Linked DNA regions of Homo sapiens: regions 1, 2, 3, 4, 5 and 6 are each linked to region 7. Evidence: chromatin contacts called from ENCODE Hi-C or POLR2A ChIA-PET data. All regions are on one chromosome and are shown on one strand. Each heading gives the region's core, a stretch centred on a gene start or an enhancer-like site at or near the end of the contact. The rest is flanking DNA. Distances are from core to core; before and after follow the strand shown.

The links. A loop is a pair of places that touch in the nucleus more often than their neighbours do. ChIA-PET counts read pairs that join two places held with the same protein, here RNA polymerase II (POLR2A). Pooled maps may share reads with other maps.
Region 1: a pooled map shows a loop between it and region 7 (6-fold over the local background). The contact joins the promoter of NDUFAF1 here to the promoter of EHD4 in region 7. A Hi-C loop is called at or near these places in 2 of 168 maps with a recorded cell type or tissue (B cell and CD4-positive, alpha-beta memory T cell) and 13 of 50 pooled maps. POLR2A ChIA-PET finds 5 or more read pairs at or near these places in 1 of 52 experiments (activated CD4-positive, alpha-beta T cell).
Region 2: a pooled map shows a loop between it and region 7 (13-fold over the local background). The contact joins the promoter of ZNF106 here to the promoter of EHD4 in region 7. A Hi-C loop is called at or near these places in 12 of 37 single-sample maps with no recorded cell type and 12 of 50 pooled maps. POLR2A ChIA-PET finds 5 or more read pairs at or near these places in 4 of 52 experiments (CD4-positive, alpha-beta T cell, CD4-positive, alpha-beta memory T cell, WTC11 and 1 more).
Region 3: a map of naive thymus-derived CD4-positive, alpha-beta T cell shows a loop between it and region 7 (8-fold over the local background). The contact joins the promoter of INO80 here to the promoter of EHD4 in region 7. A Hi-C loop is called at or near these places in 1 of 168 maps with a recorded cell type or tissue (naive thymus-derived CD4-positive, alpha-beta T cell), 6 of 37 single-sample maps with no recorded cell type and 10 of 50 pooled maps.
Region 4: a pooled map shows a loop between it and region 7 (8-fold over the local background). The contact joins the promoter of LRRC57 here to the promoter of EHD4 in region 7. A Hi-C loop is called at or near these places in 8 of 50 pooled maps. POLR2A ChIA-PET finds 5 or more read pairs at or near these places in 2 of 52 experiments (activated naive CD4-positive, alpha-beta T cell and naive thymus-derived CD4-positive, alpha-beta T cell).
Region 5: a pooled map shows a loop between it and region 7 (20-fold over the local background). The contact joins the enhancer-like site here to the promoter of EHD4 in region 7. A Hi-C loop is called at or near these places in 2 of 168 maps with a recorded cell type or tissue (B cell and CD4-positive, alpha-beta memory T cell), 1 of 37 single-sample maps with no recorded cell type and 13 of 50 pooled maps. POLR2A ChIA-PET finds 5 or more read pairs at or near these places in 1 of 52 experiments (activated CD4-positive, alpha-beta T cell).
Region 6: a map with no recorded cell type shows a loop between it and region 7 (7-fold over the local background). The contact joins the enhancer-like site here to the promoter of EHD4 in region 7. A Hi-C loop is called at or near these places in 3 of 37 single-sample maps with no recorded cell type and 7 of 50 pooled maps. POLR2A ChIA-PET finds 5 or more read pairs at or near these places in 1 of 52 experiments (activated T-cell).

Annotation. Positions count from the first base shown.
Region 1 is chr15:41,401,031-41,404,509 of GRCh38, reverse strand. NDUFAF1 (NADH:ubiquinone oxidoreductase complex assembly factor 1) reads left to right here and starts at 2,014. Exons shown (of 5, transcript NM_016013.4): 1 at 2,014-2,366.
Region 2 is chr15:42,488,802-42,492,740 of GRCh38, reverse strand. It overlaps ZNF106 (zinc finger protein 106), which reads left to right and starts at 1,600. Exons shown (of 22, transcript NM_001366845.3): 1 at 1,600-1,761. It also overlaps a transcript of SNAP23 not described here. RefSeq lists enhancers at 1,428-1,537, 1,838-1,887, 1,938-2,127.
Region 3 is chr15:41,114,449-41,118,211 of GRCh38, reverse strand. INO80 (INO80 complex ATPase subunit) reads left to right here and starts at 1,932. Exons shown (of 36, transcript NM_017553.3): 1 at 1,932-2,239. RefSeq lists enhancers at 1-728, 1,445-1,544, 1,510-2,289, 2,355-2,434, 2,485-2,534 and 2 more and a silencer at 1,985-2,254.
Region 4 is chr15:42,547,494-42,551,036 of GRCh38, reverse strand. LRRC57 (leucine rich repeat containing 57) reads left to right here and starts at 2,244. Exons shown (of 6, transcript NM_153260.3): 1 at 2,244-2,344; 2 at 2,581-2,686; 3 at 2,793-2,931; 4 at 3,508-3,543. The coding sequence starts at 2,603. It overlaps HAUS2 (HAUS augmin like complex subunit 2), which reads right to left and starts at 2,199. Exons shown (of 6, transcript NM_018097.3): 1 at 2,072-2,199. The coding sequence starts at 2,164. RefSeq lists an enhancer at 1,939-2,408.
Region 5 is chr15:41,427,780-41,431,604 of GRCh38, reverse strand. All of the region lies in intron 1 of RTF1 (RTF1 homolog, Paf1/RNA polymerase II complex component), which reads right to left. Among named protein-coding and RNA genes, the nearest start is that of RTF1, 13 kb to the right of the region's middle. RefSeq lists an enhancer at 1,812-2,031. Within about 2 kb of position 2,009, at least 3 of the 41 ENCODE cell types and tissues checked have a DNase peak (open chromatin) inside an H3K27ac peak, as active enhancers do; they include B cell, where a contact is called at or near this core.
Region 6 is chr15:42,606,761-42,610,190 of GRCh38, reverse strand. All of the region lies in intron 3 of STARD9 (StAR related lipid transfer domain containing 9), which reads right to left. Among named protein-coding and RNA genes, the nearest start is that of STARD9, 33 kb to the right of the region's middle. RefSeq lists an enhancer at 879-1,148. Within about 2 kb of position 2,015, at least 10 of the 41 ENCODE cell types and tissues checked have a DNase peak (open chromatin) inside an H3K27ac peak, as active enhancers do.
Region 7 is chr15:41,970,907-41,974,634 of GRCh38, reverse strand. It overlaps EHD4 (EH domain containing 4), which reads left to right and starts at 2,078. Exons shown (of 6, transcript NM_139265.4): 1 at 2,078-2,376. The coding sequence starts at 2,141. It overlaps PLA2G4E-AS1 (PLA2G4E antisense RNA 1), which reads right to left and starts at 1,872. Exons shown (of 4, transcript NR_120334.1): 1 at 1,637-1,872; 2 at 677-831. RefSeq lists silencers at 2,027-2,156, 2,197-2,266, 2,367-2,636.

The DNA.
Region 1 (3,479 bases), core at 765-3,264, 570 kb after region 7:
GGAGCCAAGGACAGTCAAGCATTTCCATCCTAGAAGGATGTGGCCATTTACAGAAATAGGGAGACAGGAGGAATTAGTAGGAGGAAAAATGACACATTTAGTTTTAGACATTTAGTTTTCTTTATTGCTCAAGGATATTTCCTAAAAAACAACAACAAAAAGACATTTCGATTTTTTCTTTTTCTGAGACGGAGTCTGGCTCTGTGGCCCAGGCTGGAGTGCAGTGGTGCGATCTCGGCTCACTGCAAGCTCCGTCTCCCGGGTTCACGCCATTCTCCTGCCTCAGTCTCCTGAGTAGCTGGGACTACAGGCGCCCGCCAGCACGCCCGGCCAATTTTTTTGTATTTTTAGTAGAGACGGGGTTTCACCGTGTTAGCCAGGATGGTCTCGATCTCCTGACCTTGTGATCCGCCCGCCTCGGCCTCCCAAAGTGCTGGGATTACAGGCGTGAACCACCGCGCCCGGCCGATAACTTATATTTGAAACTAGAAAAGAGGTAGAGGCAGGATGGGCCATGGAGAGACAGCCCGCATTAAAGGTTGTGGGAAGAGAATAGAAGAGTCAGTGATGGGGGCAGAAAGGTAAGGTTTGAGGGGGCAAGTGTAGAGTCTAGAGAAGCCAAGCCGAATTTGAGGAAGAGGAGGCGGCGCGGAAACTAGTGAAGGAGAAAACATGGAAAGGGCTAGTGTATTTAGTGAGCTCCTTCGGAACCTTAGAGAACAAAGGTGTTACGGAACTATATGCTCTCAAATTCACACTAAGCACTAAATTCCCGCCGCTATGGTACATTCTGGGGAAAGGAAAAACAGCGCAGTCTGGACCCAAGAAAGCTCACAGCGTGGCAAAGGAAGTGAGAAGTGAGTGAAAGATACAATGTTGATTCTGTCTTCCCTGGCAGTAAGAAAAAAAAACAAAAACAAACAATGTTTAAGTGCTTTGGCCGGGCATGGTGGCTCACGCCTGTAATACCAGCACTTTGGGAGGCCGAGGTGGGTGGATCATGAGGTCAGGATTTCGAGACCAGCCTGGCCAACATGGCGAAACCCCATCTCTACTAAAAATACAAAAATTATCCGGGTGTGGTGGCACACACCTGTAATCCCAGCTACTTGGGAGGCTGAGGCAGGAGAATTGCTCCAACCCAGGAGTCGGAGGTTGCAGATCGCGCCACTGCACTACAGCCTGGGCAACAGAGTGAGACTCCGTCTCAAAAAAAAAAAGTGCTTTAAGAGAGGTGTGCACAAGGTACAAACAGATGCCCTGAGCAACTGGCGACCGTGTGGGGCGAGACTCGGGAAGGGCTGGTAGGAGGGGCTGCTGTCCAGGTGCGTGGTGGTCCTCAAGAATTCATGGGGGCAATTCCAGCAGAATCGGCCTTTTGAGGCCTCAGGCAGTTCTTGTGGGGACCGAGGCGACAGATAAGGAAGGAAGGGATACAGGCGCGTTAGCAATAACTGGGTTCTATTTGAAAGACGCAGGGGGCCGGGCTTGGTGGCTCGCGCCTGTAATCTCAGCACTTTGGGAGGCCGAGGCGGGTGGATCACGAGGTCAGGAGATCGAGATCATCCCGGCTAACATGGTGAAACCCCGTCTCTACTAAAAATACAAAAATTAGTCGGGCATGATGGCGCGCACCTGTAATCCCAGCTACTCGGGAGGCTGAGGCAGGAGAATCGCTTGAATCTGGGAGGCAGAGGTTGTAGTGAGCCGAGATCGCGCCACTGCACTCCAGCCTGGGCGACAGAGCGAGAATCCGTCTCAAAAAAAAAAAAAAAAAAAAAGACGCAGGGATGGAGTTTGCCGCCTGAAAGGATACAGGAAGGAGAGGCGAAAAACTTATCTGAATTCTCACTGCTTCCTTACAACTGGCGACCAAGTGGACCAAAAACCTCCAAAAACCTCAGTTGGCTGGGCTACGGGGTCCTTGCTGTCCTTCCTGGGCTTCTGTACTCGGCCGGAACTTTGGTGTTCTGACGCCTTGTTTGGCATCGGAAGGGAAAAGCAGATGGACCTATACGGGTAAAGTGGCTTCTGGGCGGAAGGTACACTATAGGCTCGGGGAGGTAAGCGGCGGCAGGCCGGCGGTTGGTGTGTCCCGGGTGTGGGGAGGCGACAGAGCCCTGGCACTTGAGGGTTGAGGGGGCCTCCCCAGCGCGGCGAACCGTCTAGCCTCCGGAGGCCAGGCCGTGAGTGCGGGAGGTATACGCCAAGGCGGAAGAATTTTGCCACTCACTACCTGTGTGACCTCGGGTAAATTAGCCTTGGAACGTCAGTTTCTTCGTCTCTATAATTGAAATAATAATAGTACCTCTCTCAGGATTGTTGTGAGCCGTCAGTGAAACACTTAGAGCAGTTTCTGGCACATGGTAAGGCATGGATAGCTTTACTAATTCTACTCACTTCTAGCTGCGTGGATTGTGTTGTCAAAACCCACCGTCAACCTCAGGGCGGTATTGTCCAGTTAATAGTTTAGATTTTCTGTTTACTGGTAGAAAAAAAAAAATGAAACAAAGCATTTATAATTAAAGTTATATTATTAGAGAAGTAACACTACGGAGGGTTTGGAAAACATTTTATGAGCTATCATTTGTTTCTCAAATTTCGGTATGTGTAGAGGTAAAATCATTTAAGTGCAACCGGCGCGGGGGAATTTAAATATTATCCATAATTCCGGGACCTCAGATCAACTGTTAATTTTTCCTGGTTCCCTTAACGTTTATAATACATGTGAAAACATACTGTTTACATGGTTTTGATTTATCAACAAACCTTATTGATAATGTCGGCTGGGCGCGGTGGCTCACGCCTGTAATCCCAGCACTTTGGGAGGCCGAGGCGGGCGGATCACTTGAGGTCAGGAGTTCGAGACCAGCCTGGCCAACATGGTGAAACCCTGTCTCTACTAAAAATACAAAAATTAGCTGGGCGTGGTGGCGCACGCCTGTAATCCCAGTGACTGAGGCAAGAGAATTGCTTGAAACCAGGAGGTGGAGGTTACAATGAGCCGAGATCGCACAACTGCACTCCAACTTGGGGGACAGAGCTGGACTCTGTCTTAAAAAAAAAAAAAAAAAAGTTGGGCATGGTGGCGGGCACCTGTAATTTCAGCCACTCGGGAGGCAGAGGCAGGAGAAGCACTTGAACCCGGGAGGCGGAGGTTGCAGTGAGCCAGGGTCGTGCCATTGCACTCCAGCCTGGGTGACAGAGCGAGACTCCATCTCAAAAAAAAAAAAAAAAAAAAAGGTTGGGCGCCGTGGCTGACGCCTGTAATCCCAGTACTTTAGGAGGCCCATGTAGGCGGATCACCTGAGGTCAGGAGTTCGAGACCACTCTGGCCAACATAGTGGAACCTCATCTCTACTGAAAAAACAAAAACAAAAACAAAAATTAGCCGGGCATGGTGGCGCCCGCCTGTAATCCCAGCTATTCAGGAGGCTGAGACAAGAGAATCGCTTGAACCCAGGAGGCGGAGATTGCAG
Region 2 (3,939 bases), core at 351-2,850, 520 kb before region 7:
GAAGAGGTTAATATAGCCGCTTCCTTTCTTTTTTCTCTCTCTTTTTTTTTTTTTTTTTTTTTTTGAGACGCAGTCTCGCTCTGTCGCTAGGCTGGAGTGCAGGGGCGAGGTCTCGGCTCACTGCAACCTCCGACTCCCGGGTTCAAGCGATTCTCCTTCCTCAGCCTTCCGAGTAGCTGGGACTACAGGCACGCACCACCACGCCCAGCTAATTTTTGTGTTTTTAGTAGAGAAGGGGTTTCACCATGTTGGCCAGGATGGTCTCGATCTCTGGACCTCATGATCTGCCCACCTCGTCCTCCCAAAGTGCTGGGATTACAGGCGTGAGCCACTGTGCCCCACCGCTGCTTACTTTTATTTGAGACGTTGAAGGTCTTGTTAAACAGAGATGTTATAATCTCAATAATATAGGAGGGACACTCCACATAATTATCAACCTGAATGTCATTTCATTTATCTGATAGTCTTAGTCACTAAAATTAGGTTTCTGAGGGAATGGGTATGGGCTAAGTTTAATAATAAATATAGGCGGCCGGGCGCGGTGGCTCACACCTGTAATACCAGCACTTAGGGAAGCCGAGGTGGGCGGATCATTTGAAGTCAGGAGTTTGAGACCTGCCTGGCCAATATGGCGAAACCCCATCTCTACTAAAAATACAAAAATTAGTTGGGCGTGGTAGTGCACGTCTGTAATTCCAGCTACTTGGGAGGCTGAGGCAGGATTATCGCTTGAACCCGGAAGGTGGAGGTTGCAGTGAACCAAGAGAGCGGTTCTGCACTACAGCCTGAACGACAGAGCAAGACTCCATCTCAAAATAACTAACTAACTAACTAACTAAATAAATAAATAATAAATGTAGGCTGGGCGCGGTGGCTGACACCTGCAATCCCAGAACTTTGGAAGGCCAAGGCAGGCAGATCACTTGAGCCGAGGAGTTTGAGACCAGCCTGGGCAACATGGTGAAACCCCGTCTCTACTTAAAAAATATTATAAATACCTTAGGCATGAGTAAGAATAAAGTCAGTATTATGGAATGTCTGCTCTGTGATAGGCAGCATTCATAGATAAACACTTGACCTATGTTATTTAATCCTAGCAACACCCTGTGAGATAACATTATCCTAATTTTAACTCAAGAACCTGAGGTTCCAAGAAGAATTGTAATTTACCCAAAGTCACAAATTATTCGTAGCTAGTCCAAGATCTGAAACTCAGGTCTGGCTGTTCTAAAGCTCTTGCACCTTCCATTCAACTTCAGAAAGTTTTACAAGGAAGGAGTGTTTTCAAAATGTAGCCCGAACAGTTGCCACTGACTAAAGGAAATGGCGGGACACCAAGGAAGAGAGTAGGAGCTACAGGGAGGCCGGGAAAGAACAAGGAGAAACAAGGAGAATGAAAAAGGGACCAGGGAGGCTGTTCATAGCGTCCAACGCTGCGTACTGACTCTCCCGCAAGCGGGCCTGCCTTTGTTCTTCCTCCATTCTTTTTGAGAAAAACCTCTTCCTGTGTGTCCGTTGTTCACTCTCTTGTGTTCAAATAAAGCTAGATTATTGAGAACTGCGGACGGCAAAGGAAAAAAAAGCGAGCGTGACGGCTTCGGTGTGCGCCTGCGCGTTGGCGGCGGCTGTGGCGGGGCCCGGCGGGGAGCGGGTCCGGAGCAGGCTCCCGGACCCAAAACTGAAGGGGGCGTCTGAGGCGTCAGGGAGCTCCCTCGCCTGGCTCTCGGCGGCCTGATGGAGTAAGAGGGGTTGGCTGTGAATGTGAGTATCGACGGGCCGGCCTGCGTTGAGCGTATCGGAGCCCAAGGGTCCTGGTCGTCTGCCCCTTAGGGAGGTTGTGGGGCTGCAAGACACCACCGGGTTTCTACTCCTGCAGGCTGCGGCTCAGGGGCAACCTGGTGGTCCACTCTCCCAGAGCCGGCGCGGGTTTATGGGCAGGCGGTGCTGCTGGCTTCGGGGTACGGATTTTCGCGGGGGCGTTCCAGCTCTGCTCCCAGCCCCAGAAGGAAACGTGGCTCCAAAGCCTTGACCTTTAGGGGAAGCCACTGACCTCCTTCGTCCCCAGTTGGGCAGGGAGTCCAAAGACCCTGGTCCTTAAAGCCCGTAGGTCTCAGGCCAGGGACACATTTCAACCTCTCGCGACTGACAACCTCCGTTCTTTTTCCTCCTTTCGTTTCTCTCCTTGTGGGATGCGTCTTGATAATAACAACTAATAACAAATAGTAACAACAGCTTACTGTGTCCGTTTAATATTTAGTCCGAATCTCGGTGTATAATTGTGGAGAGGAAATGCTTTACATCCTCTTCCCCTTTCAATTTGTTGTGTAATCATCTTTGAGAGTAAGATTAAGGCATCTTATTGAGAAGTTTGAGATATCCGTGGCTTTTAGCAACTTGAGACTGTCATCCTAGGTAAGCGAAGTTCTCTTACCTAGCAAATAAGTGCTGTATCCACCATAATGGTTTATATCCAGTTTATTCAAAGCACAAATAACTTCTTTTTTTTTTTTTGAGACAAAGTTTCGCTCTTGTTGCCAGGCTGGGGTGCAGTGGCGCGATCTTAGCTCACTGCAACCTCCGCCTCCTGGATTCAAGCAATTCTCCTGCCTCAGCCTACCCAGTAGCTGGGATTACAGGCACCCACCACCATACCTGGCTAATTTTTTGTATTTTTATTTATTTTTATTATTATTATTTTTTTTAGGACGGAGTTTCGCTCTTTCGCCCAGGCTGGAGTGCAGTGGCGGGATCTTGGCTCACTGCAACCTCCGCCTTCCAGTTTCAAGAGATTCTCCTGCCTCAGCCTCCCGAGTAGCTGGGATTGCAGGCGTGCACCACCACCACGCCCGGCTAATTTTTGTATTTTTAGTAGAGACGAGGTCTCACCATGTTGGCCAGGCTAGTCTCCAACTCCTGACCTTAGGTGATCCACCCACCTTGGCCTCTGAAAGTGCTGGGATTACAGGCTTGAGCCACCACGCCCGGCCCACAGATAACTTTTGAGTGCTTATTAAGAGCTTAGTACTGTTGTAAATAGCATGGGAAATCTTAAAATTTGCTTTAAGCCCCGTTCTCAAGTTTGGTCGTGAATGAAATAATGAAAGACAATTTTCAGATGCAACTAGAATTTATTTAGTATCTACTACACATTTGCCAATACCGCGCCATGCCTAGAGTTAACTCTTGAGTCTAGAAGATAGTAGGAGCCCTTTAATTAGAAATACTAGATGGTTTTCGAGGAGAACTTTAAAATGGCCTGGAAGGGGCCAGGCGCGATGGCTCACGCCTGTAATCCCAGCACTCTGGGAGGCCGAGGCGGGCGGATCACCTGAGGTCAGGAGTTTGAGACCAGGCTGACCGACATGGAGAAACACCGTCTCTACTAGAAATACAAAATTAGCTGGGCATGATGGCACATGCCTGTAATTCCAGCTACTTGGGAGGCTGAGGCAGGAGAATCGCTTGAACCTGGGAGGCGGAGGTTGCAGTGAGCCAGGATTGTGCCATTGTACTCCAAAAACGAAACTCCATCTCAAAAAAAAAAAATTAAAAAATAATAAAAAATGGCCTGGCAGGAGGTAGAGGGTGTGAACGAATCTGATCAGGCTAGTTCAGAACCTATTGTGTGTGTGTGTGTGTGTGTGTGTTGTTTTTTTTTTTTTTTAGAGAGAGCCTTGCTTTGTCGCCCAGGCTGGAGTGCAGTGGCGCAATCCCAGCTCACTGCAACCTCCGCTTCTTGGGTTCAGGTGATTCTCCTGCCTCAGCCTCCCGAGTAGCTGGGATTACAGGTGCCCACCACCATGCCTGGCTAACGTTTTGTATTTTTAATAGAGACGGGGTTTCACCATGTTGGCTGGGCTGGTCTTGAACTCCTGACCTTAGGTGATCCACCCACCTCAGCCTCCCAAATTGCTGGGATTACAGGTGTGAGCCACAGTG
Region 3 (3,763 bases), core at 683-3,182, 860 kb after region 7:
CTGCCTAGGCCTCCCAAAGTACTGGGATTACAGGCGTGAGCCACCGTGCCTGGCCATGCATTCAAGCAAATTTAACTCTTGGTTTTTTTTCTTGAGGCAGAGTCTCGCTCTGTCCCAGGTTGGAGTACAGTGGCTCAGTCTCGGCTCACTGCAACCCCTGCCTCCCAGGTTCAAGAGATTCTCCTGCCTCAGACTCCCGAGTAGCTGGGATTACAGGTGCCCGCCACCACGCCCGGCTAATCTTTTTTTTTTTTTTTTTTTTTTTTTTTCAGTAGAGACGAGGTTTCACCATGTTGGCCAGGCTGGTCTCAAAATCCCGACCTCAAGTGATCCACCCGCCTCAGCCTCCCAAAGTGCCGGGATTACACGCGTGAGCTACCGCGCTTGGCTTGCAAATGTAACTTTTTTTTTTTCTTTTTGAGATGGATTTTTTTTTTTTTCTTTTTGATACGGAATTTCGCTCTTGCTGCCCAGGCTGGAGTGCAATGGTGCGATCTCGGTTCACTGTAACCTCCGCCTCCCAGGTTCAAGCGATTCTCCTGCCTCAGGCTCCCAAGTAGCTGGACTACAGGCACCCGCCACCACGCCCGGCTAATTTTTGTATTTTTAGTAGAGATGGGGTTTCACCATATTGGTCAGGCTGGTCTCGAGCTCCTGACCTCAGGTGATTCGACCACCTGACCTCCCAAAGTGCTGGGATTACAGGCGTGTGGCACTGCACCCTGACACAAATTTAACTTTTTAAAGGTCAGTTAACTCAGCACAAGAAGGCTACTTGATGACCTTAATAAAGTACTTTTTAGTTAAATGCTAAGGGCCAGGTTAAAATGGATTAAAGAATGAGACCCAAAGGAACTGAATTAACAGCATATTTAACTTTCAGTAAGTTCTAATTCTTATCTACACCTAGGCCTTACCCTAGGCAATTCTCACCACACATCCTGGTAGTTGGGTCGATTACATTTATTATGTTGTCTTTTTTGTAGAGACGGGGTCTCGCTATGTTGACCAGTCTAATGGACTGCTCTGAGACGTTTGGCCTGAGGTGATCCTTCCAGGCAGGAGGATCACTTCAGGCCAGGAGACTGGGAACCAGCCCAGTAGACTGGGCAACATAGCGAGACCCCAAGTTTAGTAAATGTGGGTGGCAGTGGACTCAAATTGTAGAATTGGCACAGGTAAAAGCAATTATTCGCTTTTCAGAGGCACACTGTGTGGATGTGAGAACAGGCTGGCATTTCCGATAACAGGTCTGCGTGTTCCCAAGTCCTTGTATCCCACAACCTTCACGTAGACATCTTATCTAACTATGCTGTCCTACCCAACCTATAGCGTTCTTGCTCCCAGAGTCTAAATGGGAGCCCCAAACTAATTACTGTATAGTAGTCGAACTACACACCAGGCACTTCCCCGACAATCTACAACCCCATCCAAAGGGGTCAGAAACTAGTAACAAAATACCAGCTGCGAGCCTCTCCTTCCCCTAAAGAGATCTTATCAACTTGGCTGCACCTTCCCACCTCTAGCCTGCGGGAACAAATATCCCAGGATCCCGGGCGGTTTCGATTGACGTTACTTCCGGGAAAAGTAACCTTGCATCGGCGGTTGCGGGCCTGGAAAGCTCTCGCGACATTTTCTCCTGCGAGATCTGCTTGCTCACTGTAGCGATGACATCCTCCTCCTCCTCCCCGCCGCCTTTCGGCAATCTTCGCCAGTCCCAGTCCCGACTAATCTGTACTCAGATGGCATGGATCAGGGTCTCCCCTCGAACCCCGGTTCGCACGGGGCGTCAGGTGGCAGCGGCGGGGTGCGAGCTGCGCGAGGCCGACGGCAGCGGCACTACGGGTGGCCACGGGCAGGCGACGAGCAGTGAGTGTGGGCGGGGTGGGGGTAAGCCACCCGTGTAGCGGCTCGATTGTTCTGGCCTGGCTATGGCGCCTCTCCTCCCCCCCGCCATGGCTCCCCGTGTCCCTGCTCCGCTCCTCTCAGTGAGTGAAAGTGGCCGCCGCCGCCGCCGGCCCAGCGCCCGCAGCCGCCTCAGCGCCGCCGCCATCTTGGGGTCCCAGGAGCCGCGGAGGGAGCGAGCTAGGAGCGTCCACGCCCAACGCAGTCACCGTCCCACGGCCTCAGAGAGCGAACCGCGGCTCCACCGTCGGCGGGGCGACCCCCCCCTCCGGACCCCGCCCGCACCCCGCCCCCCCTCCGCCGCCGTCGCGGCGGCGGGGCCAGGCGGCCCGAGGTGAGGCAACTAGACGTGGGCGGGCGAACGGAGTGGGGGTTGTGTAGGTCTTGTTGCGCCCCTCTCTGCGGGCGACAACTGGGCCGCGTCTTAAAGGGGCCGTCGCCCCCGGCCCTTGGATTTGTTGGGGTTAGTATGGAGGATGGGTGTGGACACTCCCCGCAGGGTTGGGACCTCAGGGACTAGGGCCTTGTCCTTCCCGTTTCATATCTCTGGAGACCCGGGGTCATGCGGTGACCTCAGCCACCTGAGGAAGCCCGTGGGGCGCCCACACGTGGGGAGTGTGTTAGACCAGGTGCACGTGGGACCCGGTGGGGCGGTGTCGGGCTAACACGTGTGTAGGTTTGGGGGTGGGCAGGGGCAGGGCGGAGGCTGGAAGGCCTTGAGTGGGAACCCCGTGAAGGTTGTGTATCTGTCATTTTAAACAAATGAGATCTAAGGGCTTGTTAGTGTGTCATTTTGTAAGGGGCAAGTTGAGATACGGTTGAATGGTGCACGCTGCTGGCTGGTGTTGGGTGGGGGCAGGCTGACACCTGCATAGACTTGGGAGTGTCTAGATGACACCTCTTCTGGTTTTTTAGGTTTTTACATAGCGACTAGGAAAGTGTCATCCTATTTTGACATTCCTTCTTGAGCTCGCTAATGGAAAGTACTACTTCCGTAATCTCCGAGGCTAGAAGCCCCCTACAGTTTAGGAATGACAGAACCTAGGCAGCCACTTACTATTCTAGTTAACAGCCAACTGTGCCTGGAATTCTTTGATTCACACACTGTCTCTAGTTTGATGTACTTGTTAGAAATGGGGGAAGGAATTTGGAGGTTGACCTGGCTAACGTCACAGGTTACTTTTCCAGTCAGTGACTTTCATTATTTCCTCCACAACAAAATTATTGTGGCTTTTCAGTGGCAACTTAAATTAAATAATAGCTTTATTGAAATATGATTCAAATACCAAAAAATTCCGCTTTCTAAAGCGTATAATTAAGTAATTTTCTGAAACTATATTTATTAAATTCTGTAGCCATCAACCACTATTTAATTCATCACCCTAAAAGAGAATCTCTAGAAGCCATTTAGCAGTCACTCCCCATTCCCCCTCCCTCCAGTCTTAGGTAACTATTAATATATTTTTTGCCTAAATTTACCTAAAAAAGAAACATATGTATCTTTCTTTGCCTAGTTTGTTTCACTTAACATGGTGTTTTCAAGGTTCATCCGTGTTGTAGCAGGTATCAGTACTTAATTCCTTTTTTTTTTTTTTTTTGAGACTGAGTCTCGCTCTGTCGTCCAGGCTGGAGTGCAGTGGCGGGGTCCCGACTCACTGCGACCTCCGCCTCCCAGGTTCAAGCACTTCTCGTGCCTCAGCCTCCCCAGTAGCTGGGATTACAGGCGGCTGCCACCACACCCGGCTAATTTTTGTATTTTTAGTAGAAACGGGGTTTCACCATGTTGGCTAGGCCGGTCTCGAACTCCTGACCTCAAGTGATCCGCCTGCCTTGGCCTCCCAGAGTGCTGGGATTATAG
Region 4 (3,543 bases), core at 995-3,494, 580 kb before region 7:
GCAACAGAGGGAGACTATGTCTCAGAAAAAAAAAAAAAAGAAAAGAAAAGAAAAAGAAAATACAGGAGAGGGCCGGGTGCAGTGGCTCACGCCTGTAATCCCAGCACTTTGGGAGGCAGAGGCAGGCAGATCACGAGGTCAGGAGATCGAGACCATCCTGGCTAACATGGTGAAACCCCATTTCTACTAAAAATACAAAAATTAGCCGGGTGAGGTGGTGAGCACCTGTAGTCCCAGCTACTCATGAGGCTGAGGCAGGAGAATGGCATGAACCCAGGAGGTGGAGCTTGCAGTGAGCCAAGACTGTGCCACTGCACTCCAGCCTGGGCAACAGAGCGAGACTCCGTCTCAAAAAAAAAAGAAAACACAGGAGAGAAGGGAGGAAGGATTACACTGTAGAGTGCTGTGGTCACTCCTGGTAAAGTTAGTCAACTAGGACCACCTGAATCTCCCCATCACCCAGACAATGGGTGTTCAACAAAAGCTTAAAATCTTTTAATACAGTATCACAGCCTCTTATAACAGTTCATCTTGAGAGGGGATACAATGTGTCAAAAGGGAGAGTACTAAGATCTAATTCTCCTTTAACAGTCTAGTGACCATGGGCAAGTTTCTTGGTCTAAGCCTTAGTTTCTTAAATTAAAAAATACTGTAAGGTATTAGAGTCTCTAATGGCTCTTCTGACTATAAAAAGTTATGTATTTTCCGTAAATCTTCCATCATGTTTGTAGTGCTTTTTTTTTTTTTTTTTTCCCTGAGACAGGGTCTCACTCTGTCGCCCAGGCTAAGTGCAGTGGCCCGATCGCATCTCACTGCAACCTCCATCTCTTAAGCTCAAGCCATCTTCCCATCTGAGCCTCCAGGACCCATGTGGTCCGCGGAGTAGTTGGGACTACAGGTGTACGCCACCATGCCGGCTAATATGTGCTGATTTTTACAGATCAGTTTAACTTTTCTGTTTTCTTTTTAGTGAAATTTCTCAACTTCCTCTATATATCAAAATTTATTTCCCCATTTTTCTCAATGCCCTTGATCCCACTTGCCCCATGCCCTCCTGTCACTGCATTCCATTATTTCCTCACATGTTCAATTTCTCCCTCTGTTGGCTCCTTCCTCCGACATGCTCCTCTTGCCCAACCTAAAACTGCCACTCCGTGACTCCTTGGGTTAATGTCTCTTTTCTCTCCTTCTCAAAATTAATCTCTTCCTCCATTCACGTTCCAAGGTCTTATCTTTTTAGCCAATACTTTTTTTTTTTTTTTTTTTTTTTTGCCTTTAAAGATGCCAAGGCCGGGCGCGGTGGCTCACGCCTGTAATCCCAGCACTTTGGGAGGCCGAGGCGGGTGGATCACGAGGTCAGGAGATCGGGACCATCCTGGCTTACAAGGTGAAACCCCGTCTCTACTAAACATACAAAAAAAAATTAGCTGGGTGTGGTGGTGGGCGCCTGTAGTCCCAGCTACTCCAGAGGCTGAGGCAGGAGAATCGCTTGAACCAGGAAGGCGGAGGTTGCAGTGAGCCGAGACCACGCCACTGCACTCCAGCCTGGGCGTTAGAGCGAGACTCTGTCTCATATAAATAAATAAATAAATAATAAAATAAAATAAAAATGTCAAAAAAGAGCTTCTGGCGCTCTTCTCTACCCAGCACCTCCCGCCCCAAATACGATTCAACACTTCCCACAAACGAGGGTTGTTGGAAATGCTTGTTCCGCAAGGGGACAGAACGACCCGTATTTCCCATCCCCGCCCTTACACTACAGTCTAGAGGCAGTATCACTGGATGAAAAAAAGGCTGGTAACAGTCTAATCTCCCACAAACTGGACTGGGACAAATTTACCCTACAGACACTCAAAACACAGTCTACCCTAAACACCATCTACTCAGATCCCCGCTTTCCAAGCATCCACGGCAGAACGTTCGCGGCTGTTGCCTGGAAGGGGCTCTTATTACTCTAGTACAGACCCCAACCAGGACCCTCACCACTCCCACAGCCAGCAGCACCAACTCACAGCCATATTGTTGCCACCTTGGGCACCCCCTTGATGACACCACCGCCACCCCCACGTACCTGATTGACCATCCCCGAAGCTATGAAGTGGCCTAGCACTAGCCCAGCGCCGTTAGGCGCGGACGCCGGGTCCCACGGGTTGGCAGCGGCCATGGCTCGGACGCACCTTCCGCGAAGGCGCCAAGAGTGAGCGGGATCGCAGGGCGAACGCACGGCGCGGCTCGATGACGTCACAGGGCGTTCCCGCCCGGGACTAAGCCGGGGAGCGCATCCCGGCTACTGCGGGTCCTGGGTCTTCACCTGCGGAGCCTTACGGCAGCTGAGCGGTGGGAGGCGAGTCCGGGGCTCCCTGATCTTCCGTAGGCTCCCAGAGGCGCCTGGCCTCCGCAGAGCTGCAAAGGCGGCAGGGCTTGGTGGTCGGGCTGTGTGTTCTTCCGTTTCTTCCTTGTCGCTCTTGGGTCGGGCCCCAGGAGCCAGGGATCGGCGGGAGTTGAGAGCTGGGGCAGGAGCCCCAGCCGGGAGGCCGACCGGGTGGACTGGGCGGTGACAGCAGCGCTTCCTTCCCGCAGGGACCTGAGCCGCGGCGCTAGGATGGGAAACAGTGCGCTCCGCGCTCATGTGGAAACGGCGCAGAAAACTGGTGTCTTTCAGCTTAAGGACCGAGGGCTGACCGAGGTGAGACTGGGAGGGACACGACCAGGGAACTTAAAGGGAGAGGGACGGCGGGGGCGGCGAACTTAGTCGGTGCGGGATTCCCCACGCTGTGAACTCCTTTCTCCAGTTCCCCGCAGACTTGCAGAAGCTGACGAGCAATCTCAGGACCATCGACTTGTCCAACAACAAGATCGAAAGCCTACCGCCTTTGCTGATAGGAAAGTTCACTCTGCTGAAGAGCCTCTCCCTGAACAACAACAAACTGAGTATGGCTCTCGCCAGGGAGGCTTTTGCTAGTGATCAGCTGTTACCAGGGGTGGTTTTCTCTTACAAGCTGATTTTTGTTTTTGTTATGAAACCGTGCAGGAGGGCTCAAGTTGCGAATGCCGGAATCCTTGAAGCCTTCTTTCTACTTCTTGTAATTACATCTAAAATAAGCCTTATAATGATTGGGTGTTATAATGATTGTTACTGGGTTAATTTGGACTTGAAAGAGAAGAACATTTTGGGGATGTAATGTAAACAAAGCTACCTAACTTGGAATGGGGGATGGATGAGAAGGGGAGGATCTTCCAAATATCACAAAATTGCTGTCGGATTGTGCCTTGGGCCCCTTTACAAAAGGAGCCCATTATACACACAAATGCTCTCCGGCATTTTGATGGCACCCTCACCTTCTAAAGACTATGTTGGTAAAATGCAATATCTAAAAATGGCACATGTGGGAGTTTTACATATATTAACAAGAGGCGAAGCAGGCTGCCATATAGTCTTTATAAACTTCATCAAAGTTGTTTTCAGCTCTATCACATTCAGGTTTTAAAAAAATTTTTCTTTGCCAGCTGTTCTGCCTGATGAGATATGCAATCTGAAAAAAC
Region 5 (3,825 bases), core at 760-3,259, 540 kb after region 7:
TGTTTTGAGTCTGGGTGGTTGAGAGTGCAGTGAACCACTTCACTCCAGCCTGGGAAATAGAGCAAGACACTGCCTTAAAAAGAAAAACCCAGTCGGGCGCGGTGGTTCACGCCTGTAATCCCAGCACTTTGGGAGGCCGAGGCAGGTGGATCACGAGGTCAGCAGTTCGAGACCAGTCTGACCAACATGGTGAAACCCTGTCTCCACTAAAAATACAAAAAAAGTAGCTGGGCGTGGTGGCAGGCGCCTGTAATCCCAGCTACTTGGGAGGCTGAGGCAGAAGAATTGCTTGAAACCAGAAGGCAGAGGTTGCAGTGAGCCGAGATTGCACCACTGCACTCTAGCCTGGGCAACAAGAGCAAAACTCCTTCTCAAAAAAAAAAAAAGAAAAAAGAAAAACCCGCTGGACGCAGTGGCTCACGACTGTAATCCCAGCACTTTGGGAGGCCAAGGTGGGCAGATCACGAGGTCAGGAGTTCAAGACCAGCCTGGCCAACATGATGAAACCCCGTCTCTACTAAAAATACAAAAAAATTAGCTGGGCATGGTGGCAGGCGCCTGTAATCCCAGCTACTTGGGAGTCTGAGGCAAGGAGAATCGCTTGAACCTAGGAGGTGGAGGTTGCAGTGAGCCGAGATCACACCACTGCACTCCAGCCCGGGCGACAGTGCAAGACTCTGTCTCAATACAAAAAAAAGAAAAGAAAACCCACAATAGTATGGAGACAGCAAAGACTCTCTTAACAGTGTGAAAGATACAAGATGCACTTCCCACAACTTGAGGATTGTATAGGAAGTTACTGGGAAAACTCACAGCAAGATTACTTTTTAGCTCAGTCCTTTATATTCTTTTTGTTTGTTTTTGGAGATGAAATCTTGGTCTGTCGCCTAGACAAGAGTGCAGTGGTATGATCTTGGCTCACTGCAGCCTTTGCCTCCCAGGTTCAAGCGATTCTCCCACCTCAGCCTTCCAAGTAGCTGGGACTACAGGCATGCACCACCACGCCCAGCTAATATTTTGTATTATTAGTAGAGACAGGGTTTCATCATGTTGCCCAGGCTGGTCTTGAACCTCTGAGCTCAGGCAATCTACCTGCCTCACCCTCCCAAAGTGCTAGGATTACAGGTGTGAGCCACGATGCCCAGCCAGTCCTTTACATTCTTATTGAGGGCTCATAATAGCTGAATAGACCAATATGCAACAAAAAAGTCTTCCCACCCTGTCTCTACTAAAAATACAAAAGATTAGTTGGGTGTGGTGCCACGCGCCTGTAGTCCCAGCTATTTGGGAGGCTGAGGCTGGAGAATCGCTTGAACCCGGGAGGTGGAGGTTGTAGTGAACCAGAGGTTGCAGTGAGCCGAGATCGCGCCACTGCACTCCAGCCTAGGGGGCAGCGAGACTCTGTCTCAAAAAAAAAAAAAAAAAAAAAATTAGCCAGACATGGTGGCATGCACCTGTAATCCCAGCTACTCACGAAGCTGAGGCAGGAGAACTGCGTGAACCCAGGAGGTAGGGATGGCAGTGAGCTGATATCGTGCCACTGCATTCCAGCCTGGGCAATAGAGCAAGACTCTGTCTCAAAAAAAAAAAAAAGAAAAGAAAAAATAAAATAAATTAAATTAAATTAAAAACAAAGAAAAAATAAGGAAAAGATACATGGTCCTTGACCTCATGGAATTTAAAATCAAGTATGGGAGACAAACAATGAACAAGTAAAGAAACAATGAATTCCATCTAATGGTAAGTGTTAAGAAGGAAGTGAATCAAATGAGTGCAGGGGCTATCTGCAGTAGGGTGGTTAGAGAGGCTTCTCTGAGGCACTGAGGCTGAGACTAGAAACTTCACGAGAGGAAAAGATGGTACAGTTTTCTGGACAGAGGCCTTCAGATGGAACAGCTAAGGCCCTGAAGCTGATAACAGCTTGGCTTAGTCAAAGAACTGAAAGAGAAACTGTGACTAAAGTTTAGCAGGCAAGCAGGAGAATTGAATGCGGTGGGTTAGTGGTAAGAAGAAAACATATCTTTCTGAGCTTTATAAAACAGGGTGAGGAGCATGGAAGTTAGGCAGTGGGAAGCCATCAAATGGTTTGAAGCAGGGGAGTAACCCAATCCAGCAAGGGTTTTAAAAGAGCACTCCTGGAAAGAGAGAGAGAGAGAAAAAAAAAAAAAGAGCACTACAACTGGTAGATGAACAGACTAGAGGGGCCAGGGTGGAAGTACAGAGAGGACTCAGAAGGAACCCACAGCAGTCGCATTAAACAAGTAGCCACAGGGACAGAGAGAAGTGGAAGGATCTACGAGATGACGAGGAAAAAAGAGTAATTCGCAGAGCTTTAAATCCGAGAAGTTACTTCCTAGTGTCCCTTTCATAGCAAAACTGTTGGTTGATTTAAACAGTGAATATTGGCTGGGCGTGGTGGCTCACAGGTGGCTTACAGGTGGCCTGTAATCCCAGTACTTTGGGAGGCCAAGGTAGGAGGAAGGATCCCTTGAGCCCAGGAATTTGAGACCAGCATGGGCAACACAGGGAGACCCTGTCTCTACAAAAAATTAAAAATCAATTCGCTGTGGCCAGGAGTGGTGGCTCACGCCTGTAATCCCAGCACTTTGGGAGGCCAAGATGGGCAGATTACTTGAGGTCAGGAGTTTGAGACCAGCCTGGCCAACATGACGAAACCCCGTCTCTACTAAAAATACAAAAAGTAGGCAGATGTGGTGGCATATGCTTGTAATCCCAGCTACACAGGAGGCTGTGGGAGAACTGGTTGGGCCCAGGAGGCAGAGAGGTTGCAGTGAGCTGAGATCACACCACTGCACTCCAGCCTGGGCAACAGAGCAAGACTCTGTCTCAAAATAAATAAATAAATTAGCTGGGCATGGTGGCACACACCTGTGATCCCAGCTACTCCAGAGGCAGAGGAGGGAGGATCACTTGAAGCCAGGAGGTCAAAGCTAGAGTGATCCATGACCACGTCACTGCACTTCAGCTTGGGTAACAGAGTGAGACCCTGTCTTCAAAAAAAAAAAAAGGAGTAGGGGGCCGGACACGGTAGCTCACACTTGTAATCCCAGCACTTTGGGAGGCTGAGGTGGGCGGATCACAAGGTCAGGAGATCGAGACCATCCTGGCTAACACAGTGAAACCCCGTCTCTACTAAAAATACAAAAAAATTAGCCGGGTGTAGTGGCGGGCACCTGTAGTCCCAGCTACTCGGGAGGCTGAGGCGGGAGAATGGTGTGAACCCAGGAGGCAGAGCTTGCAGTGAGCTGAGATCACGTCATTGCACTCCAGCCTGGGCAACAAAGCGAGACTCCATCTCAAAAAAAAAAAAAAAAAAAAAAAAAAAAGGGATATCAGTATTGCAGTAGAGGGGTTGGAACAAGAACCCCCAAAGTGACAGTGTCCTTTATCTCTTCAAGTAATCTCAATGTAACCAAGTTAGAAAATGTCCCACCATGTAGCTTGGGTGACACAGTGAGACCCCAGCTCTAAAAATAAAATTAAAAAAAAAAGAAGGCGGCCAGGCATGGTGGCTCATGCCTGTAATCCCAGCACTTTGGGAGGCCAAGCCAGGCAGATCACCTGAGGTCAGGAGATCAAGACCAGCCTAGCCAGCATGGTGAAACCCCGTCTCTACTAAAAATACAAAAATTAGCCAGGTGTGGTGGCGGACACTTGTAATCCCAGCTACTTGGGAAGCTAAGACAGGAGAATCACTTGAACCCGGGAGGCGGAGGTTGCAGTGAGCTGAGATTGCCCCACTGCACTCCAGCCTGGGCAACAAAGAGCAAAACTCCATTTCAAAAAAAAATAAAACTTGACACC
Region 6 (3,430 bases), core at 766-3,265, 640 kb before region 7:
GACTATCATAAAGCAATGGTTATGCTGCTTTTACGTAAATGATCACAAAATGAGACTCTTATTCAAACACATTTCTTTATTTTTTATTTTATTTCTTGGAGATAGTGTCTCGTTCTGTCGCCCAGGCTGGAGTTCAGTGCCGTGATCTAAGCTTACTGCAACCTCCACCTCCTGCGTTCAAGTGATTCTCCTGCCTCAGCCTCGCGAGTAGCTGGGATTACAGGAGCCCACCACCATGCTCAGCTAATTTTTGAATTTTTAGTAGAGATAGGGTTTTGCCATATGGGCCAGGCTGGTCTGGAACTCCTGACCTCAAGTGATCCATCCGCCTCAGCCTCCCAAAGTGCTGGAATTGCAGGCATGAGCCACCACACCCAGCCATTATTCAAATACATTTCTGATTAACTAGTTAGCCAGAAACCACTGTCACCTTCACTTAAATTAAAATTTCAGGGCTGGGCACGGTGGCTCACACCTGTAATCCCAGCACTTTGGGAGGCCAAGGCAGGCAGATCACGAGGTCAGGAGTTCAAGACTAGCCTGGCCAACATGGTGAAACCCGATCTCTATTAAAAACACAAAAATTAGCTGGGCGTGGTGGCGCGTGCCTGTAGTCCCAGCTACTCAGGAGGCTGCAGCAGGAGAATTGCTTGAACCTGGGAGGCAGTGGTTGCAGTGAGTCAAGATTGTGCCACTGTACCCCAGCCTGGTGACAGAGCAAGACTCCATCTCAAAAAAAAAAAAAAAGTTTTAAAAATAGTTGTTTCCTCACAAGCAAAGAAATGACACAGATCTACTAAAGAATCTTTTGACCATACCGTCTCTTCTGCAGAAGTGTGTTCATGACACACTGACTGAGCCACATTAGGGTTATGAATAGAAGCCAGGGTTAGAGAGAGGACTTGGGTCACGTTCTGAGGGCTTAGAAGCCTTCTTCAACACTCGACTTATTTGGGCAGAATGACATCACAGAAGAAAAAAAGCATTTCCTTTCTAGCTTTTAGTTTTCTCTTTGTCCCCTTTCTCTTCTTCCAATATATTCCCCTTCCCGCCCCCCACTATCCTCAGCAGCAAAATCATTCAAAAGAGCAGCAGTCCCAGGAGTTTGGTCTCTAGATCTAGGGATGCCCGGAACTGTCATAAGAAAACCCTAGCAAGCCCCTGAGGTACCAAAGAGGAAAGAGGATCTCACACATCTAAGGCTGAAGCTGGGACATGGCACCCAGCAACAACGCACAGTGCATGCTCGGTTAACACTGACTGAATACATGAATACATAATCTATGGACTGAATCCAGAATAGTCACAATAAATGAGTGTTGACTAAAATTAAATTATAGCTGTTCTTTAGGTTTCCCCCAATCCTTTCTGCATTAATTTCCACATATTTGATCTTCAGGCAAGATAAACATTACCAGGTCAGTATCTTCCACAAAGCACCGTTTTCATATTTTTGATTGTGTTCACAAGAGCTCTTTATCACCTTTTGGTATTGGGTCCTGTCAGCACTCTGAGAGGTAGTCCAATATGTCAAAGATGCTTCAAGTTTTTTTGGTTGCTAATAATTTTATATAAGAAAACAAGCCTGGAGGATGGAGTTTTTGTTCTTAACATTCATTCCTGCCTATGTGGAAAAAACTTTTCCTGCAATCAGGCTGCTAGGAGCAAATTTCCTGTTTTTAATACTGTTTAGTCTAAATGGGTCTCTAGAGACCAATCTTAATGTAAGAGAAGCAAGGGAGCTGAGCCTCTGAGACAATTCCGGTTTCATTGTTGGGTTCAGCCAGCCCAGGTGAAGCCCATATCATTCTTGGCAATCCAGGGTCTGGTTGAAGAGATTAGTTATGTGTTCATCTGAACAGCATCCACCTCACGCATCCGGCTGGCAGGGTCCTGTCTTCCCTCAAGCCACACTACCCACAAACCACACTACCCTCCTCCAATCCTAAAGACTAGCTTGCAGAAGGGCAGTGCTGCATGCCAGAGTCACAAGATCTCTAACCACACTCGTCTGTGGCACTTCTTACACCTCAGCCCTTCATAGCAAGTCACTTCAACCAAGCAAACAAAGCCTGACTCCAGCCTTAGCCCATATCCCTGGACAAAGGTGTTTCTCAAGGTTGTCTCAGCAACTTACCAAAGTGTATGCAAAAAAACAAAAAATAAGATAATGGAAAAGAGACCTGCGGGGGGTGGGGGTGAGCACTCAGCTCCACAATTACTTGTTAGTGACAACTAAGAAATATACTGACACAAACCTGGACAGTCAATCAGGAACTTGAGGCTGGTTTTCAATAAAACATAGTAAACCTCTAAAAATCCTAACGGAGCTGACAAATGCCTAAGAGATTCATCCTCCCTACTGTGTAAGTACTTCTATGTGGAAGATACTGATCAGAGGGGGGTAAATAAATACTTGCTAGAAAATAAATACTTGGAAGCAGGTGGGATTTAGGAAAAACCTGTAAAACAATATAGGATTTAATTATATTCAAATATATATTTGTGTGTGTGTGTGTGTGTGTGTGTGTGTGTGTGTATAAGTGTGTGTGTGTATAATATATTAAGATTCTCCTAGATTCAGTCTGGAGGTCCTGTATTTATTCTTTCCCTCTCTAATATGAAACTGGAATTCCTAGGGTACTCCACAGATGAGAAAGAATCTATTCAGAAAAAGAGGCATCAGGAGGGTGGGCACAGTGGCTCACACCTGTCATCCCAGCACTTTGGGAGGGTGAGGTGGGCAGATCACTTGAGGTCAGGAGTTTGAGACCAGCCTGGCCAACATGGTGAAACCCCATCTCTACTAAAAATATAAAAATTAGCCGCGCATGGTGGTGCATGCCTGTAGTCCCAGCTACTCAGGAGAATGAGGCAGGAGAATTGCTTGAACCCAGGAGGCGAAGGTTGTAGTGAACTGAGATCGCACCACTGTACTCCAGCCTGGGTGACAGAGAGAGACTCCATCTTAAAAAAAAAAAAAAAAAAAAAAAAAAGCACCAGAAAAATGCAGGGTTGTGCTGGGAAGGAAAAAGAGCACAATGGTTACAGGGTTGTGCACAGACTTTAGACTCCTCCATGTGGAGGACGTGGCACATGCCTGTAGTCCCAGCTACTCAGGAAGCTAAGGTGGTAGGATCACTTGAGCCCGGGAGATAGAGGCTGCAGTGAGCTATGATCACGCCACTGCACTCCAGCCTGGGAGACAGAGTGAGACCTTGTCAATCAATCAATCAATGAAGTACACTTCAAAACCCAGCCTCTGGGTCAGAATGAGTGAAATGAAGCATCCATTTGCTATAATGGGTGAGCTATTTTTTGTGCCTTAGAGAGTAGCTGGGTCAGTTAGGTCTACTCAGGGGATTCAGAAGAAAGCACCCTGACTGTACATGTATACAAGCACTTACTCTGGATACAAAACTAAAAATAG
Region 7 (3,728 bases), core at 829-3,328:
ATGTTAGTTGCTTCCAATTTTTGGCACTTATGAATAAAGCCACTATGAACATCCATGTACAGGCTTTTCTGTGGATATAAGTTTTCAATTCATTTGGGTAAATACTAAGGAGCTGATTTCTGCATCATATGGTAAGATTGTATTTATATCCGTTTGTTTTTATGTATTCTAAAAAAATACATCGAAGCTTTTACTTTTGTTGTCAAATATGTCAGCCTTTGCTTTCATAATTTCTGTCCTTAATGTTGGTTAGAAAGGCTTTTCCACCGCCAAATTGTATAAATCTCTTGTACCTTCTTCTAGTAGTGCAGTGGTTTCATTTTCTTTTTACATTTCAATCTTTGTTTTATTTTGACACAAGGCAGATGTCTAACTTTATTTTCCCTTGGCTTTCTTTTCACTTCCCTAGTTACATACAATTCCCTCCAACTATGTGACCCACACAACAACTCCAAAGGAGTTTCCATTTTGCTCTTAAGGAAACTAGGGCAGAGAGGTAACTCATCACATTTAAAATCACACAGCCATTAATTTACATAGTCAAGGTTCAAACCCAGATCTTTTGATGCAAAGTCCTGTTCTCTCATACTCCAAGTATGGTCCAGGGATGGGTAGCATTGGCAATACCCGAGAGCCTGTTAGAAATGTAGAGTCATGGGCCCCATCCCATACCTACCGAATCAGAATCCGCATTTCTGTTAGGTTGGAGAAGTACTGCAGGGTGTACTGTTTCCCCAGACTTAGGCCACATCAGAGTCACCTAGGGCATCTGTTGAGCTCCATCTCTCCTCAATATTTTAACTCAGTAGGTCTGGACTGAAGACCAGGAATCTGCATTTTAACAAGCATCCCAGCTCATAAATGCATATATGCAGGTGGCCCCATGGATCACACTTGAGAAATGCTCTAAAACAACTAAGAAATATTCCTAAGCTACAATCAAGGACACAAAAGGTGATTATTTCCCCCAATCTCAACTTAGATAAGTGAGTATCCTTTTAACCTAGAAAAGAAACAGGCCAGGGGCGGTGGCTCACGCCTATAATCCCAATACTTTGGGAGGCCAAGGCAGGCGGATCATCTGAGGTCAGGAGTTCAAGACCAGCCTTACCAATATGGTGAAACCCCATCTCTACTAAAAATACAAAAATTAGCTGGGCATGGTGGTGAGCGCCTGTAGTCCCAGCTACTCAGGAGGCTGAGACAGGAAAATTGCTTGAACCCGGGAAGCGGAGGTTGCAGTGAGCCGAGATCGTGCCACTGCACTCCAGCCTGGGCGACAGAGCGAGACTCCGTCTCAGAAAACAACAACAACAACAAAAAACAGCTAGGAGGTGACAATGACTCACATGTCAATATGTGGAAATAAAGTTGTAATAATGAGGATAATGTAATAATGAGAGTAATGACTAAATTTTCGGCTTTACAGAAAAACACATAAAGAAAACTAAGGGGAAAAAGCCTTTAGCTGATCCAGAATTTAGTGAGGGCAATGTGGAGAAGTAGGAGAAACGGCTACTCAAATAGATTCCAGTCCACTTCCCCTCAAGATTGTGTCAATTATGCCCGTGAGCCTGGGTCTCTTGGCCTGTAAAACGGAGTCATAACCACCCGCCCCCGGGAAGACAGAACCTGCCTGTCCACTTTCTGAACTTTTCATCCCCAGTATCGACGTCCAGAGGCCTGAATGAGTAAACGTTCCAGGAGATGGAGCAGCCTCCGGAGGCTCGCTTTGGGCAGCTCAGATTTACCCGGAAGCCGATGCCACCTGGCCAGAGGTGAGGCACCGGCAACCAGAAGGGGGCCCTGAGCATGACCGGTCAGTGCCACCCGGCCGGGAAGACACCATCTCCCCGCCCAGTCCTCTAGAATGACTCCGTCATCAATAATTCATTAAGAACCTCCTCTCAATTGGCTGACGCCTTCAGCCCTCTCTGGCAGAGATCCAATCAGGAAGGACCTGAGAGAGCTCGTCTGAATAGTGGGCGAGCGCGCGTGACGTAGCGGCCGAAGACTGGCTGTGGCAGCACAAGGCGGGGCCCTCCTCGGGCGGCGGCCAGCGCGGCCGGGGCGGCTCAGTGCGAGCCGGGGAGAGTCGAACCCGGAGCAGGGTCCCATCCGAGCGTGGACTGGCGGCAGGATGTTCAGCTGGATGGGGCGGCAGGCGGGCGGGCGCGAACGCGCTGGCGGCGCGGACGCGGTGCAGACGGTGACGGGCGGGCTGCGCTCGCTCTACCTGCGCAAGGTGCTGCCGCTGGAGGAGGCGTACCGCTTCCACGAGTTCCACTCGCCTGCGCTGGAGGACGCCGACTTCGAGAACAAGCCCATGATCCTGCTGGTGGGCCAGTACAGCACCGGCAAGACCACCTTCATCAGGTACCGTCACCGCCCCTCGCCCGGCTCCCGCCCCGCTCCGCCCTCCCCACGTGTGCGCCGCAGTCGGCCGCCTCCCGCCGCTGCCCCTCCCGGCCGGCGCGACCTCGGGGACCCCTCCCGGAGCTCGGCGCCCGGTGCCCTCGGCCCCGCCCCGGCTGGCCAGCCCCGCGCGCTGGAGGGTCCCGCGAACCCGCGCCCTGCGCACTCCGAGCCCTCCTTCCTTGCGGTTCGGAAGGCGTTGCTCCCGCTGGCCTCGTCCGGTCGCCCTGGCGGGAGGGTCCAAGGGAGAGAGGGGGCGCGAGCCATAATCAGCATATTCTTGACGAGGGAGTGATGCCTAGGGATGGAAATGGGGGGAGAGGCGTAGGGTATCCGAATGGGACAGAGTCCTAGTTGGAGAGTTTGTTTAACTATTCATTTGTTCAACTATTTCTTGAACAAATGAATGGCAGCAGGAGAGCGTATCGCCCAGGCCCCCTTCCCTTGAGGTCTTTACGTGCCACCCCACAGTGTTGTGGGGAGGGGATAAAGAGGCCGCCTACGTTCAGTTCATGCACCGCCTTTAGCCGCCCGTAGGAAGTGAGCTGCGTGTAGCAGCCGCACCAGCCTGTGGAACTAAGGGGGAGTGTCATATTACTATTTGTTAGTTTCCATTTCTTAGGTGGGTCATTCCCTCCTCGCTTACCCTTGACAACTGAAAATATTTGTCATGCTTACCGTGTTTCTGAAAGCACACAATCACTGTGCATACCCTGTGGTTCAAATCATATAGTTTCAAAAGAAGTGACTTTTGCTGGGAAATTATTTAGACAGAAACAGATTGCTTTGTTGATCACCTGTTTTATTTCTAAAGCAGCCAGCATATTTAGGCTCACTGTTTTTGGTAAGAAGAACTTATTTTTCTGACTTAAGCCGTGTATCAGTTGAAACAAAGTGCTGATCATTTAAGGTTTTGGTCCAGGGTTTTGGAAATTGTAACAATCTCTTCATCATTTGATGTGCAACAGGTGTTGAGAAAACTGCATCTATATTTGGATACATGCCATTTCTGTTAAGTAGCGACCTCTTTTTCTCCACTCCAGTGACCTAAATAGTTCCTACAAATAGAGTAGCTATCACTACAGGAAATATGTTAAATCCAGGCCTCCAGATACACTGCGAATGAATTCCACAAAACAAATATACTGTGTATTGAAATGTCGTTCTAGATAATAAATTGAGTGTGAAGAAAGTAATTTCAAAATTGCTTTATTTGGTGCTTATGGACAAGACAAAAATAGAATTAAATATGTCACCGTCACCCAGACACTCAAAATGAACCATAGCTGTATTACAGTAACTGGCACCTTGAA